Linked DNA regions of Homo sapiens: region 2 is linked to region 1. The links are chromatin contacts, found by Hi-C in ENCODE. All regions are on one chromosome and are shown on one strand. Each heading gives the region's core, a stretch centred on a gene start or an enhancer-like site at or near the end of the contact. The rest is flanking DNA. Distances are from core to core; before and after follow the strand shown. Region 1 holds the start of NDC1 (NDC1 transmembrane nucleoporin). Region 2 holds the start of JUN (Jun proto-oncogene, AP-1 transcription factor subunit).

Evidence for each region. A loop is a pair of places that touch in the nucleus more often than their neighbours do. Pooled maps may share reads with other maps.
Region 2: a map of naive thymus-derived CD4-positive, alpha-beta T cell shows a loop between it and region 1 (18-fold over the local background). The contact joins the promoter of JUN here to the promoter of NDC1 in region 1. A Hi-C loop is called at or near these places in 1 of 168 maps with a recorded cell type or tissue (naive thymus-derived CD4-positive, alpha-beta T cell), 1 of 37 single-sample maps with no recorded cell type and 4 of 50 pooled maps.

Annotation. Positions count from the first base shown.
Region 1 is chr1:53,835,184-53,842,472 of GRCh38, forward strand. It overlaps NDC1 (NDC1 transmembrane nucleoporin), which reads right to left and starts at 3,113. Exons shown (of 18, transcript NM_018087.5): 1 at 3,022-3,113; 2 at 317-437. The coding sequence starts at 3,078. It also overlaps the pseudogene RPL37P7. RefSeq lists a silencer at 2,867-2,996 and an enhancer at 3,107-3,586.
Region 2 is chr1:58,780,279-58,787,567 of GRCh38, forward strand. JUN (Jun proto-oncogene, AP-1 transcription factor subunit) reads right to left here and starts at 3,769. Exons shown (of 1, transcript NM_002228.4): 1 at 513-3,769. The coding sequence starts at 2,792. The coding sequence ends at 1,797. It overlaps JUN-DT (JUN divergent transcript), which reads left to right and starts at 4,873. Exons shown (of 2, transcript NR_108106.1): 1 at 4,873-5,027. RefSeq lists silencers at 1,566-1,741, 2,129-2,208 and enhancers at 1,879-2,058, 3,467-4,214, 3,729-3,988, 4,215-4,960.

The DNA.
Region 1 (7,289 bases), core at 1,863-4,362:
TATTTTAAAGAGACAAACAATCTCAATAAAGCTGCCCAAAGGAAAAACAAATGAAACTAAGTTTTCATTTATGGGGTCTTCTAATGATCTTTTCGTTCCTATGATCACAGTCTTTGACAAGCTTATTAATCTTATTACATAATAAAAAGGTGATTTATGTTACGAAGGAGACATCTTAAAATTATCTCAAAGTGAATGTTTTGATGTGTCAATATAACATAGGCAGTAATTGAAAATAAACTGCTTGAAACATAATGCAATTTTTATGTTGAGAAGTAGGTCCTATAACTTTCTCCCCAAGTTGAGTATCACCTACCAGACAGCCACTGTATAGGATGAAACAAATCAATCCTGCTGAAAATTATAAATACTGTGGTGCAGATGGGTAGAAATAGCACTGACCAAACAATACTTGCAACTATCCTCCAGCCCAAAACCTATAAACAAAAAGAAAAACCCTCACTCATGAAGTCAGTTAAATTATTTCAGTTATGCAAATCCTATCTTTTCATACAGGATGTTAACCACTAACTCAGATCATAATCCGTAACTCAAACATTCACTACTAGTAATAACATTACGTACCACTAAAGAATTTATAGTATCAGTGAGCTGATGCCTGCATTAGTACAAAGTTAGGTGCAACATCAAATATCATACTTTGTATGAGGGGTGGTGGGCATTGATTTACAGCTGTTTTAGAGCAACTAATACTTGTCTCTCTAGGCTTAATTGATAGCTATATTAATATATAAAGGCTGTACACATTTTATGGGAACCACCTGTATACTGTAACTGTATTTATAATCATCAGATATGAACCTTTACTGGGCAACTACGGCACTGTAGCATTCTATTCATGTTTGAATTGCCCGTATCTATCATATAGGAGGAAAATATTTACTGCTGAATAATACAAGAAGATATAGAGGGGTTTTAAGCATGAAAGTGACAATCAAATTCATGTTGCTCAAGGTAAAACATGTCTGTTTACTGAAAGCTGGCTTTAAGGAAGATGGAGGAGTTGGGACACGAACCAAACCAGAGACAATGCAGTTAGGAGGCAGTCCACCAAAAAGCTGAGGCCGGGCGTGGTGGCTCACATCTGTATCCCAGCACTTTGGGAGGCCAGGGTGGGCGGATCACTTGAGGCCAGGAGTTTGAGACCAGCCTGGCCAACATGGTAAAACCCTGTCTCTATAAAAAATTTTTTAAAAATTAGCCAGGCATCATTCCAGCCCGGGCAACAGAGCAAGACTCTGTCTAACAAAAAAAAAAAAAAAAAAGAATAAAGTTGAACTCCTATCCCACATTCTTTTTGATGTTGTGATTTTGAGACAGCTCGCTCTGTCCCCCAGGCTAGATGCAACAGTGCCATCTCAGCTCACTGCAACCTCCTCCTCCCGGGTTCAAGTGATTCTCCTGCCTCAGCCACCTGAGTAGCTGGGGTTACAGGTGCCCGCCACCACACCTGACTAATTTTTTTTTCAGTAGAGATGGGGTCTCGAACTCCTGACCCCAAGTGATCCTCCCACCTCAGCCTCCCAAAGTGTTAAGATTACAGGCGTGAGCCACAGCGCCCAGCCTCCTATCCCACATTCTATACAAAAATTAACTCAAAATGGATTAAAGACCTACATGTAAGAGCTAAAACTATAAAACTCTTGGAAGAAAACATAGGAGTAAACCTTCATGATCTTGGATTTGGCAATGGTTTCTTAGATATGACACCAAAAGCATAAGCAACAAAAGAAAAATATAGATAAATTGGACATCAGCAATATTTAAAACTTTTTTGCTTCAGAAGACACTGTCAGCCAAGTGCGGTGGCTCACAAGTGCCAAAGGTGGCAACAACCCAAATACCCACATACTGATGAATGGATAAACAAAATATGTGGTATGTCCATACAGTGGATTATTCAGCCACAAAAAGGAATGAAGTACTCATGCATGCTAAACATACACCAGGCACGATGGCATGCACCTGATGTCCCAAATAGTTAGGCGGCTGAGGCAGGAGGACTAGTTGAGCCCAGGAGCTCAAGACCAGGCTGGAGAAGATATCGTATCTCTATTATAAAAATAATTTTTAAAAAAATTTTAGAGGCCAGGCACGGTGGCTCACGCCTGTAATCTCAGCACTTTGGGAGACCGAGGCGGATGACTCACTTGAGGTCAGGAGTTCAAGACCGGCCTGACCAACATGGTGAAACCCCATCTCTACTAAAAATACAAAAATTAGCTGGGCGTAGTGGTGCGTATCTATAATCCCCGCTCCTCGGGAAGCTGAGGCAGAACTCCTTGAACCCTGGAGGCGGGGGTTGCAGTGAGCCGACAACGCGCCATTGCACTGCAGCCTGGGCAACAGGGAGCGAGCCTCCGGCTCAAAAAAAAAAAAAGATAAGACTTACGGACCCAAAAGTTTTTAGTTTGGAATACAGGGGAGATGGCAGTGCACTGGGATAGAAGCACTTTTCCAAAAGGGATCTTTCTCCTCTTTCTCTTTGCACTCCAGAGAAGCGATGTAGTACTGTTAATTCCGTAACTTTAAGGAGGAAGTACTATTCCACTCAGCTCAGTCCCATTCTACCTTACAAAGAACACCTGCCCTGCTTACTGGACCCTAACCCCAGCCTCTACTAATGCCACATTTCTTTCCAATTCCGTGCATTCCTTCCCACTTCTTAACGAAACAAATTAAGTTATTTATTTTGCACCTACTGGATACGGTACCCTTGCGTAAAACTCCGCCTCACTCCCTATTCCAATTTCCATTCAGTCCATCCGTCCCACTCTGACCAGCTTCCTTCCACTCAGGACCCCTCTCCTACCCCGTAACCAACTTCCACTCAGGACTTCCCACAACCCTGCAATCAGTCCCCCAAGTGGTGCCTTCCCCACGCGTTCTCTCCACGCTGCCCCGGGACCGGCCCTCCCCCGCCCAGCGCGCACGCGCGATCAGAGCTTGCCCGCCCGGCCCGACCCTGGCAGTGCGTGCCACAGTGCACGCCGCACTCACGCGCCACAGTATGTCCCGCGACCTGCCGGCGCAGGGCCGGCTCACGGCCGTGGCCATGGAGATGGCGGCCCCTAGTCTAGGGCGTACAGGAGACCGTGCGCCCGCCCGCCACCGCAGTTCAAAGGCAGGAAGGCCCCAGGAGGACCCTGCTGGGTCTGCCTCAAACGCTGCCTGAGCGAAGCCCGGCCCAGGCTCCAACCCATCCCTGCGAGGCTTCGTCTGGACAAGCTCAACAGGCCAGGACTGCCGCGCAGACACGTCCCGCAAACGCGGCTGTAACTCCAGGAACCGCCCTCTGGCGACCAAACGGTCCCTTCGAAGCAGGGTCCAGCGGGGCGCCAGAAGCAGGTGGCGGCGCTGCATGCTGGGAACTGTAGTCTCGACGGCCCCCTGAGAGGAAGTAGGAGGAATGTTGCATTCTGGGACTCGGAGTTCCAAAGTACAGAATGCTGGGAGTCAAGGTCTTCCTGGAGGTGCCTTGAGGCATGCTGGGAATAGTAGTCTTTTATAAAGCCGATAACAGCCACAGTATTGATTGACTGGAATTCTTCAGTTAGAGCTAGCAAAATGATCTGCCCTCATTTCTCCCTATTACTTTATAAGTCACCTAAAAGTGAAACCAAAGGATGTGGTGGTCTTCTCCACAATAGGTACGCAGTAATTTTACTGAAATAAAAAAAAAATTCTCTAGAGATGCCTTTGGTTTCATAAAATCTGGTTTCTACTTCCAGATCTGCCACTTGCTAAATTGAATATTTTTATCTTCTCTGAGCCTCCATTTCTTCAACAGTAAGATAAGGATGAAAATAAAAATATCCTGGTGATGTTGTGAGGATGTAAATAATATGCTATACAAATGTTATCATTAATATACTGCCAGTAAGAAAAAAGGTGTTTCACCAACCCAAGTTTCACCTAATGAAGTCTTCTCAGTGCTTTAGACCTCAGTGAGATCTCTGGATGCATATCGCTAACGCCTTTTTATGCTCAATCACATGCCACAGTCAACATGCAATACTCAAGACAGAAATAGATTCAGTGATTTACTGACTAAGGAAATGCATAGGCTGGTGAGAGGAATTGAGATCACACCTACTGCTCTGCAACGTTTGCTAACAATGGCTTCCTGAATGCTTTAAGATTATATCCTATTCACTTCCAAAATCATGTTACTATCAATCATGTCTAAAGCACTGTAGGACAAACTGGGAATACAACTGATAGATCAAGTCTCTGCCGTGAAGAGATCTATCCGGTGGTGGAGAAAACTTGTAAAGAATTAGTCCAGGCCAGGCACAGTGGCTCACACCTGTAATCCCAGCACTTTGGGAGGCCAAGGCAGGAGGATCACAAGCCAGGAGTTTGAGACCAGCCTGGGCAACATAGTGAGACCTCATCTCCACAAAAACAACAACAACAACAACAACAAACTTTTTTTTAAATTAGCCGGGTGTAGTGGTGCACACCTGTAGTCCAAGCTACTCCATAGACTGAGGCAGGAGAATTGCTTGAACCTGGGAGGTTCAGGCTGAAGTGAGCAGTGATGGCGCCATCACACTCCAGACTGGGCCATAGAGTGAGACCCTGTCCAAAAAAAAAAAAAATCAGTCCAAATGCGTGTTCATAAAGACACCTCAGGTTCTAAGGTTCTTGTGGTAGAGACTACTCGTTGTCTGCCTCAATATCTATTCTCCCCTTCTTTCATAATAATTGAACTCCCAGTTTTTTAACTGGGCATATAGTTATATTTCCCAGCCTCTTTTGCAGCTAGGTATGGCCAGCTGACTGAGTTCAGGCCAATAAAATATAATCAAAGTATTGCATGGTAGCTTCCTAGAAACCCCCTTAAAAGGGAGCTACTGCATGATGGTCTTTGCCTCTTCTTAATCCCATCCTCCATTCAGCTGCCTGGATTTGGGATGTGTTGGCTGCAGCTCTAGCACCATACTGGACCACAGAAAGGGGGTCACACTGTAGGGAAAATGAAGTACTGAGCCTAAAGGAGACTTGATTATTTATGGCAACCATATCAGTTCTAGGCTACCTGCCTTTACCTCCTAATTTCATTTACACAAGAGAGACAATTATTTATTGTTTAAGCCACATCTATTTTTTTTTTTTTTTGAGACAGAGTCTCACTCCTTTGCCCAGGCTGGAGTGCAGTGGCATGATCTCAGCTCACTGCAACCTCCGCCTCTCGGGTTCAAGTGATTCTCCTGCCTCAGCCTCTTGAGTAGCTGGGATTACAGGCGCATACTACCATGCTGGCTAATTTTTGTATTTTTTAGTAGAGACGGGGTTTTGCCATGTTGGCCAGGCTGGTCTCAAACTCCTGACCTCAGGTGATCTGCCTGCCTCAGCCTCCCAAAGTGCTGGGATTACAGGCATCAGCCATCGCATCCAGCCTCTGCTTCTGTTTTTATAGCACCTATCACAGTCTTAAATCATCTTGTTTGTTTACTTCTTATTGTCTGACTTCTCACTAATATACAGACTTCACAAGAGCAGGGACTTTGTCTTGTTTATCATCGCTTCCAAAGTACCCATTACATTAGTAAGTAATAAATGAATTTTTATTTAATGAATAATGAATGAGTGGAAGAAATTAACTATATTGGACAGTGTTTCTTCAGGACAAAAACTTTTGATACCTATATCAAAGGGGGATTTAATGCAGGGAATTGATAACAAAGTTGTTGGAGAGGCTAAAAAAGCATAGGAAAGAAAGAACGGGGCTGTAGTAGCTAAGAGCAGAATGGAGTTACTGCCCAAATACCAGGAAGCTACTGCTTCCATTTAGAGCCATGAGACAACACTGAATGCTGAGCTGCTGAGGGTGGTGCCCCTGCTGCTGTTAGAACCACTCTGTTGATTTGAGCACCCTGTAGCTGCTGAAAGCACCACCCAGAAGTGCCTGCAACTATCCAAAGTTGCTCTCTGAGCCTTTGAAAGCCATAACCTGGCCGAGTGTGGTGGCTCACACCTGTAATCCGTTTGAATTACTTTGGGAGGCCAAGGTGGGCGGATCACAAGGTCAGGAGATTGAGAACATCCTGGCCAACATGGTGAAACCCCGTCTCTACTAAAAATACAAAAATTAGCTGGGCATGGTGGCACATGCCTGTAGTCCCAGCTACTCAGGAAGCTGAGGCAGGAGAATAGCTTGAACGAGGGAGGTGGAGGTTGCAGTGAGCTGAGATCGTGCCACTGCACTCTAGCCTGGAGACAGAGTGAGACTGCATCTCAAAAAAAAGAAAAGAAAAGAAAAAGAAAGCTATAAACTAATTATTTGAAATAGAATAAATTTTTTAAATGATACAAGACCTCTTTGGTCTCAGCCACAAAGGGAACACCATCGTTTGGAAAGCATTGCAGTAAGACACACATGTTGTGCTGCTGCTGTGCCCCTAAGGCCTATGCCCTTCAGTAGTCAACCTGTGGCACATGTGCCACCTTGCCAAGCACAAGAGGAAGTAACACTGGAGTACCAATGCTGAAAGATGAAATACCACCAGGACTAGTCAAATGAGGCACCTAAAAAGTGTATACCACAGATTCAGGCAGGGATTCCGTGAAGGAACAACACCTAGACCTAAGACGGCAGCTGTTGCAGCATCCAGTTCATCTTAAGAATTTCACTCCAGCCTGGGCAACAAGAGTAAAACTCTGTCTCAAAAAATAAATAAATAAATAAAAGGAAAAAAAAGAATTTTGATGGTTAGTCACCCAATAAATGTTCTGGTTGGCCGGGCGTGGTGGCTCATGCCTGTAATCCTAGCACTTTGGGAGGCTGAGGCAGGTGGATCATTTGAGGTCAGGAGTTCAAGAACAACCTCGCCAACATGGTGAAACCCCATCTCTACTAAAAATACAAAAATTAGCTGGGCATGGTGGTGGGAGCCTGTAATCCCAGTTACTTGGGAGGCTAAGGTAGCAGAATTACTTGAATCTGGGAGGCAGAGGTTGCAGTGAGCCAAGATTGCGCCACTGCACTCCAGCCTGGGTGACAGAGTGAGACTCTGTCTCAAAAAAAAAAAAAGTTCTGGTTTTTAAAAATTAAAAAAAAAAAAATGATACAAGACATGAAGAACAATACCAGTTAGTATTAGAAAAACTCAGAAATTATGTGATAGAACTCAGGAAAGAAATCAAAATTTAAACAATTATTATAAAATGGAAGTTGAATTAGAAGAGCAAAGAAACACAACAGTAATGTCATAACAAACGAAGAACTTTTATAATCAAAAAAGGAATAAAGAAACAAAAAC
Region 2 (7,289 bases), core at 2,519-5,018, 4.9 Mb after region 1:
CACTGCCTTGTTGATCTCCTAAGTTATATCTGTAGGTAGAATTCAAGTTTCCCATTTCCCCAGAGCTGAGGTTTGATTTACGCATGTAATCATTGAGTTAGTACTAGTTCATGTTTTCTCTTGTGAATCTTTTCCATAGTATTAGATTACTATCTTTTGAGACTTATTCTATATTTAAACAAGGTTGATTATTTTAGAAACAAATTAAGAAATAAGCTACAGACAGACCCAAAATGCTAAACTGTTAGTTTCCATAGGCATAGGGGTTTATTTGGGGGTGAGGTAGTAGAGAGAGAGATAGAGATGGAGAAAGAGGGAAAGAATTAATGAAATTGGGAGACTGTTTCATTCAGATCACAACTTCTAGTTTGACTCTTCCTAAATTCTTTGCTTCTTAATTTTCAAATCACTTCAGATTGCAGCAATGTTAACCTCAGCAACTAAAAATAAAAACTTCAGTATATAACTTGGGAAGAAAAAAGTAGTAAAGGGAAGCAATTCAAGATCTGTTATTGGTATTTGAATACATTTATTGTGACAAGAATGCTGTTATAAATATTCATAAGCAAAGGCCATCTTTTTATCTAGGAATTGTCAAAGAGAAGATTCCAAATTGGAAGGATACATCTTTTGTAAAATCTGCCACCAATTCCTGCTTTGAGAATAAGCACCTATTGTAAAATTTCTACTAACATTATAAATGGTCACAGCACATGCCACTTGATACAATCCAAACTTTGAAATGTTTGACTTCTCAGTGGGCTGTCCCTCTCCACTGCAACCCCCCTTCCTCCAGCCTCCTGAAACATCGCACTATCCTTTGGTAAGCAATTCCATATAGATAGCTGGGGGAGGAGGAGTATAACCTGACCATAGCATCAGGTACATCAGGTACATTTATTTCTAAAGTCTAATAGAGAACAGTTTTTACTGCTTAATAGTAAGAAGCACTGAGAGTGATTTTAATCGACATTCTTAACTCTTTCAACTCCACCTAGATAGCTAGTATCTACAGATGATGCAGAAAAGAGGTTAGGGGAGTACTTTCCAATAGTTTATTGTATTTTCTTAAATATCCTTTCTGGAATTTTCAGAAACAAAACATAAAAAAATTATATACTTTATTACAAATGGTAAACTCAGAGTGCTCCAAATCTCTTATTTACAAACAACACTGGGCAGGATACCCAAACAAACAAACAAGAAATAACTTACAAAGGCATGAAGCTGTTTATTGACAGTAATCAGCTTTCATCAAATTAAAAAATATATATATGTACATACACAGTTAACGAAGGCAGGCCAGAAAGAGTTCATCTGTAGGCTCAGCCTCGCTCTCACAAACCTCCCTCCTGCCGCCCCTCCCCAACCCTCCCCCCGCTTTGTGTTCTTAAGGAGTACTACAGAAGCAATCTACAGTCTCTATTGCAGTTTGTAACCCCCTCCCCCTCCCCCCTTTAATACTGAATGAGATCGAATGTTAGGTCCATGCAGTTCTTGGTCAATGTTAACGAAAAGTCCAACGTTCCGTTCGCGCGGGGACAGCCCGTCCGCAAAGCGGGGCAGCCCGCAGGCGGCCGCTCCCTGGCTCCACGCCAAGGGAGGGCGCGCCAAGTCCTTCCCACTCGTGCACACTGGGGGCGCCGTCAGGACGCAACCCAGTCCAACTTGGATACCCTTGGCTTTAGTTCTCGGACACTTCTTTTTTCTCTCCGTCGCAACTTGTCAAGTTCTCAAGTCTGTCTCTCTGTGTTATTTTTTTTCTTCGTTGCCCCTCAGCCCCCGACGGTCTCTCTTCAAAATGTTTGCAACTGCTGCGTTAGCATGAGTTGGCACCCACTGTTAACGTGGTTCATGACTTTCTGTTTAAGCTGTGCCACCTGTTCCCTGAGCATGTTGGCCGTGGACGCCAGCTCCGAGTTCTGAGCTTTCAAGGTTTTCACTTTTTCCTCCAGCCGGGCGATTCTCTCCAGCTTCCTTTTTCGGCACTTGGAGGCAGCGATGCGGTTCCTCATGCGCTTCCTCTCCGCCTTGATCCGCTCCTGGGACTCCATGTCGATGGGGGACAGGGGCGGTGTCTCGCCGGGCATCTCGGGCACTGTCTGAGGCTCCTCCTTCAGGGCCTGCAGCCGCGGGTGCTGCACGGGCATCTGCTGGGGCAGGTGGTGCGGCGGCTGCTGCTGCTGCTGGGGTTGCGCGGGAAAGGCCAGGCCGGCCGCGCCGTAGGAGGGCGCCCCGCCGCCGCTGCTCAGCGCGCCTGGGTTGAAGTTGCTGAGGTTTGCGTAGACCGGCGGCTCGCTGTGCAGGCTGGCGCTGAAGCCGCCGCTGCCGCTGCCCCCTGCCACCGAGGCTACCGCGGGAGCCACCATGCCTGCCCCGTTGACCGGCTGCGCCGCCGACGTGACGCTGGGCAGCGTGTTCTGGCTGTGCAGTTCGGCCAGGGCGCGCACGAAGCCCTCGGCGAAGCCCTCCTGCTCATCTGTCACGTTCTTGGGGCACAGGAACTGGGTGGGGGTCGGCGTGGTGGTGATGTGCCCGTTGCTGGACTGGATTATCAGGCGCTCCAGCTCGGGCGACGCCAGCTTGAGCAGCCCCACGTCGGGCGAGGTGAGGAGGTCCGAGTTCTTGGCGCGGAGGTGCGGCTTCAGGCTCCCCACTGGGTCGGCCAGGTTCAGGGTCATGCTCTGTTTCAGGATCTTGGGGTTACTGTAGCCATAAGGTCCGCTCTCGGACGGGAGGAACGAGGCGTTGAGGGCATCGTCATAGAAGGTCGTTTCCATCTTTGCAGTCATAGAACAGTCCGTCACTTCACGTGAGGTTAGTTTGGGCTGCGCGCACAAGTTTCGGGGCCGCAACAGGGCTGTGGCAAGCGGGGGACACCCGCGCCCCCCGGAGCCTTTGACAGGGAAAGTTTCTCTAAGAGCGCACGCACCCGCTGGCTGTCGTCCCCGCTGCGCCCTCCTCACCAGCTCGCTCCAGGGAGCGCAGGGTTAATTAAGATGCCTCCCGCACTCTTACTTGTCGACTCGCGCGCGCTACCCGGCTTTGAAAAGTCGCGGTCACTCACTGAGCGCTCTTCGTGCGCAGCGGTTCCTCGGAGTCCGCAGGCGAACTCACTTCCCAGAGCAGCGGCTCTCCCCGCGGAGCGGATCAGTGCGGACCCTGCAGTGGCCGGCCGGCGGCGGGTCTTGGCCGCCCGGACTCCGACGACTTGTCCCCTCCTCCGCTGCTAGGGGGAGGGGGCGCCCGGCAGCCGCGGCTCGCGCTCGCCCAAGTTCAACAACCGGTGCGAGCGAAGCTGAGCGCACGTCCTTCTTCTCTTGCGTGGCTCTCCGCCGCCTTCTGGTCTTTACCGCCGTGGAGAAGCCTAAGACGCAGGAAAGGCTTGCAAAAGTTGGCTCCGGGACTCTGCCACTTGTCTCCGGTCCTCCCAGCCGGGAAAGTTCTTTGCTGCTGCAGCCGCTCGCCGACTTCCCCCGGCGGGCGCGTGGGTACCGCTGCTTTCCGCCGCTGTCAACAGCGCCTGGGCAGCAGGGCTCTCCTCCCGGGGGCGGCTGGAGACCAGGCTCTCTGGACACTCCCGAAACACCAGCCCGGGAGCCACAGGCGCTAGCTCTGGGCAGTTAGAGAGAAGGTGAAAAGAAAATAAGATTTGCAGTTCGGACTATACTGCCGACCTGGCTGGCTGGCTGTGTCTGTCTGTCTGCCTGACTCCGCGCACCTCCACTCCCGCCTCGCTGCTTCAGCCACACTCAGTGCAACTCTGAGCCCTTATCCAGCCCGAGCTCAACACTTATCTGCTACCAGTCAACCCCTAAAAATAGCCCATGATGTCACCCCAAGGCCTTCCCATTGGCTCGCGTCGCTCTCAGGGGGGCGGGCCCGCCCGTCACCATGGAGACTCCACCCTAGAAGATTCTTCTCTGGGCCCGCGGAGGCTCACGGGATGAGGTAATGCTCCGCTGCCCTCCTACAGTCGGGCCCTTCTTTCTCCTACCCTCCCCCCTGCCGCACGCCTCTCGGCCCTCTCTTCCCCGGTCCCCTCCCCGGGCCGTTTTTCCCGGCCCGCCCGGTGCATTGTGGGCTGACGTCTTGGGGTTTGACTGTCTAGTGACGGTGGCTGCCGCGAGCGGGCGGACGCTCGCAACCTCTGATGGAGGGGGGCTCAAGTTCACGGCTGCGGACGGGGATGCGGGGGATGCAGGGACCCGGGAGGCCAGGGAACCTGGCCAGTTGTTTTGGGCCAGGGGTGCGGGCGAGGGGTGGTTGTTGTTTCCCCACTTGTGGGGCCCGAAGTCATCCACCGGCGGCCGCCACCGCGCGGGGCTGGAGGCTGAGAATCCAAGTACGCTGCCACCCCCCCGCACTTCCGGGGGGGCGGGAATACCGCCCTTAAGGTGGCTCTGTGAAGTCCCAGGTGGGGGCGAGCCTAAGGGGACTTAAGTTTAGGGGCGGTCTCCCGAGAGTCGGCCCCCCACGTTGAGAACACTCCGAAGTTTGCATCTCGGTCAAGTTCAGGAGCGACGGTCCGCGGGGTCGTCTGGCTGCTCGTAGAAGCCGAGAGATTTGTATTGCCCGAAACTGGACGCTCAGCTGAGTCTCCGTTGCACCCCACTTCATCCTCCGGGACCGTGGGGGAAAGGGCGCGGGGGTTCACAGCTTTGCCTCGGAGGGGCAGTTTTTATAGTGGGCGCAATTGGTGGGTAACAGGGTCCAGATGGGAACAAGCGTGTAGGCGATCCGAAACTCGGGGAACCCCGGTGTTAGTCTACTCCCCCTCCCGCCCCCGGACAACACGCACACGCTTAACACAACACGCACAACATAACGCGCGCGCGCGCGCACACACACACTCCATCCGCGCCGAGTTGCTTCCGGGAAAACAAGCCCAGAAGGCGGCGGACACTCGCATAAAGTCACGCAGTAGTACTCGGAGCCCGGGGTAGAACCTGGACTTCAAATCTCTGCACTCCCGGCCGGGTGGTGGGCGCATATCCTGGGTAGCCTCTAGGAAGCGCTAGACACATGTAAGTGGTTCCTTTTCCGCGGTTATTTTATTCTCCCCCCGCCCCCCACCCCTTAGGGACGAAAGTGTGTGGTGGAAAGAATCCCGAAGTCGGGAATCCTGGTTCTTTCGTGGCCAGGCTACCACAGTGTGAAGCAAGCAAATCACGGAACTCCTCCGAGCTTCATTTCCCTCATCTGCAGGTGGGGCCGGTGCCGTCCACCTCACTGGGCTGCCAGGAGTTAGTGTGACAGGGTCGCCTGCAGCACTAGGGAGGTGGTGGCCAAACAGCCCGCTTCCCTCCCCTGCCTCGCAGTTTCCATCCTCGCAGAGCCTGGATAGGATGCCAGGATATAAGAGTGCGATTTGGCAGGACCAGGTGTACTTTCCTGTGAGAAGCATCGAGGGGAGGAGGGGAGGGGGAACCGGGTTAGAAGTCAGATCTTTCCCAAGCCTCTGTCTAAAACTGGGGCTTGAAGTTGGACCTGCAGCAGTTTAAGTTCCTAGGTTCTAAATTCAGACTTCGCTGCTTCTGAACTTGGAATTCAGCCTTGGGTTCATTGCCCCCAGCCCTAAGGTATTTGCGGCTTTGAGTGTTCAGAAACCAACAGCAGCTGGTATCAGTGGGAAACCTGCCAACTTTTCTTCACTCCGGGCACTCACCTAGCTTTCACTGATCTGCAGAGGGTAACTGAAAGCCTACTGTGAGCCAGGCACTGAGCTGGGGAGGGGGTGGGGTAGGTAGGTATACAGTGATGACAAGATCCAGTTGCTTCCTCAAGGAGAGAACATTCTCCTCTGTCTGTTGCCCTGAATCATTTTCTGTTGTATTCAGGGAGTTGGTGTTCTAAATATTTTTTAATAACAGTAATAAAAATCAGTTTCATGTATTAAACACTTATTATCTGCCAGGCATTCTCCTAAGCAATTTAAATACGCTGTTTTCTCCCCACAACTGTCTTGAGAGACATATATTATTATCCAGATTTAACATGTGAGGAAATAGGCCCAGAGAGGTTAAGTATCTTTGTTGAGGTCACACAGGCAGCTGGAAATTGACCTCAGGTCTGTGTTACATTCCTTTGTATTTTCTCTACTCTGGCAAACTTTCTTGTGGAGTATTAGTTATCTGCAGAGGAAATAGCGCTTGTGGCATAGAAGAAATTTTCTTGCCTGATCCTCTGACTGTAACTCCGTTCAGAGCTCTTGTATTTAGAAATTTCAAGACTTAGGACTTTGCATAAATATATATCTTTTGCCTAAGGTTCTGTGTGTTCCTCTCTGCCTCATGTGGTTTAGTAGGCTGATCTTCTCCTTATGTTGAGAAATAGCATATTTCATCCAAAAAAATAACAAATCTGTTCATGTTAACGCCCCTGCTTGGAAGCCTTCATTGGCTTTTCCTTACAATCAGGAGAGTTCCGATTCCTATGCCTTGGAGAAGGGGCTTTTCACAATCCAACTCCTTCTCTCTCCAGCCTTATCTCTCACTCCCAGTTCTGTCAGGAAAGGCAGTGTTATGCTGCCCTAACAAACAACCCTAACATATCAGTGGCTTATTCCAGTGAAAGTTGGTCATTTCTGCTACATGACCGTTGTAGGTTGGCAGGGTAGCTCTGCTCATTGTAGTCACTAAAGGGCTCAGGCTGAAGGAGGCCTCGTGTTGATACCCCTTTTCACAGCTATCCTGACTGTGGGGAAGGAACTCGGAACATCATGGCTGTCAGAGCATCCACTTATGGCACACATCACTTCTGCCCATACATCATTGGCCAAAGCAGTCACATGGCCATGCCTCTTTAGATCACTATAATCCTACCAGGTGTCTCAAAGGGCTCTCCAGGAATATTTGGGGAATAACACTAAAGACTCTGTCTCCCTTTCTGTTCACCAAATGTTTGGTCTACTCTCCTTCCCCTGGTGGAATTCCCTCATTCTTTATTCAAGGGAAACAACCTTAAAGACCCATCCAGTCACAGCACCAAGCTGCCCTGCCCATTGTTTTCCATGACTCCTGGATTTGCCCTCGGAGAGTCTTCCTTTTCCACAGCTAAAGCAGGCATTGGAAAATATGCTTTTAAATAAGCTTTTAAAAGTTGGGGAGATGCAGAGTGACATTAAGTCTTGAATATGTGTAGGTAGGCTTCTTATCTATCTGATATGAGGTGTTCCATGTGACAATAGCCACAAAGTTCTTTTCCAGACATACTTCTTTGGTTTGCCATATCTCTTTGCTTTCCTGCTCTCCTGCCTGTTGACTCCTCTGTCTCTCTTTTGCCGTCTC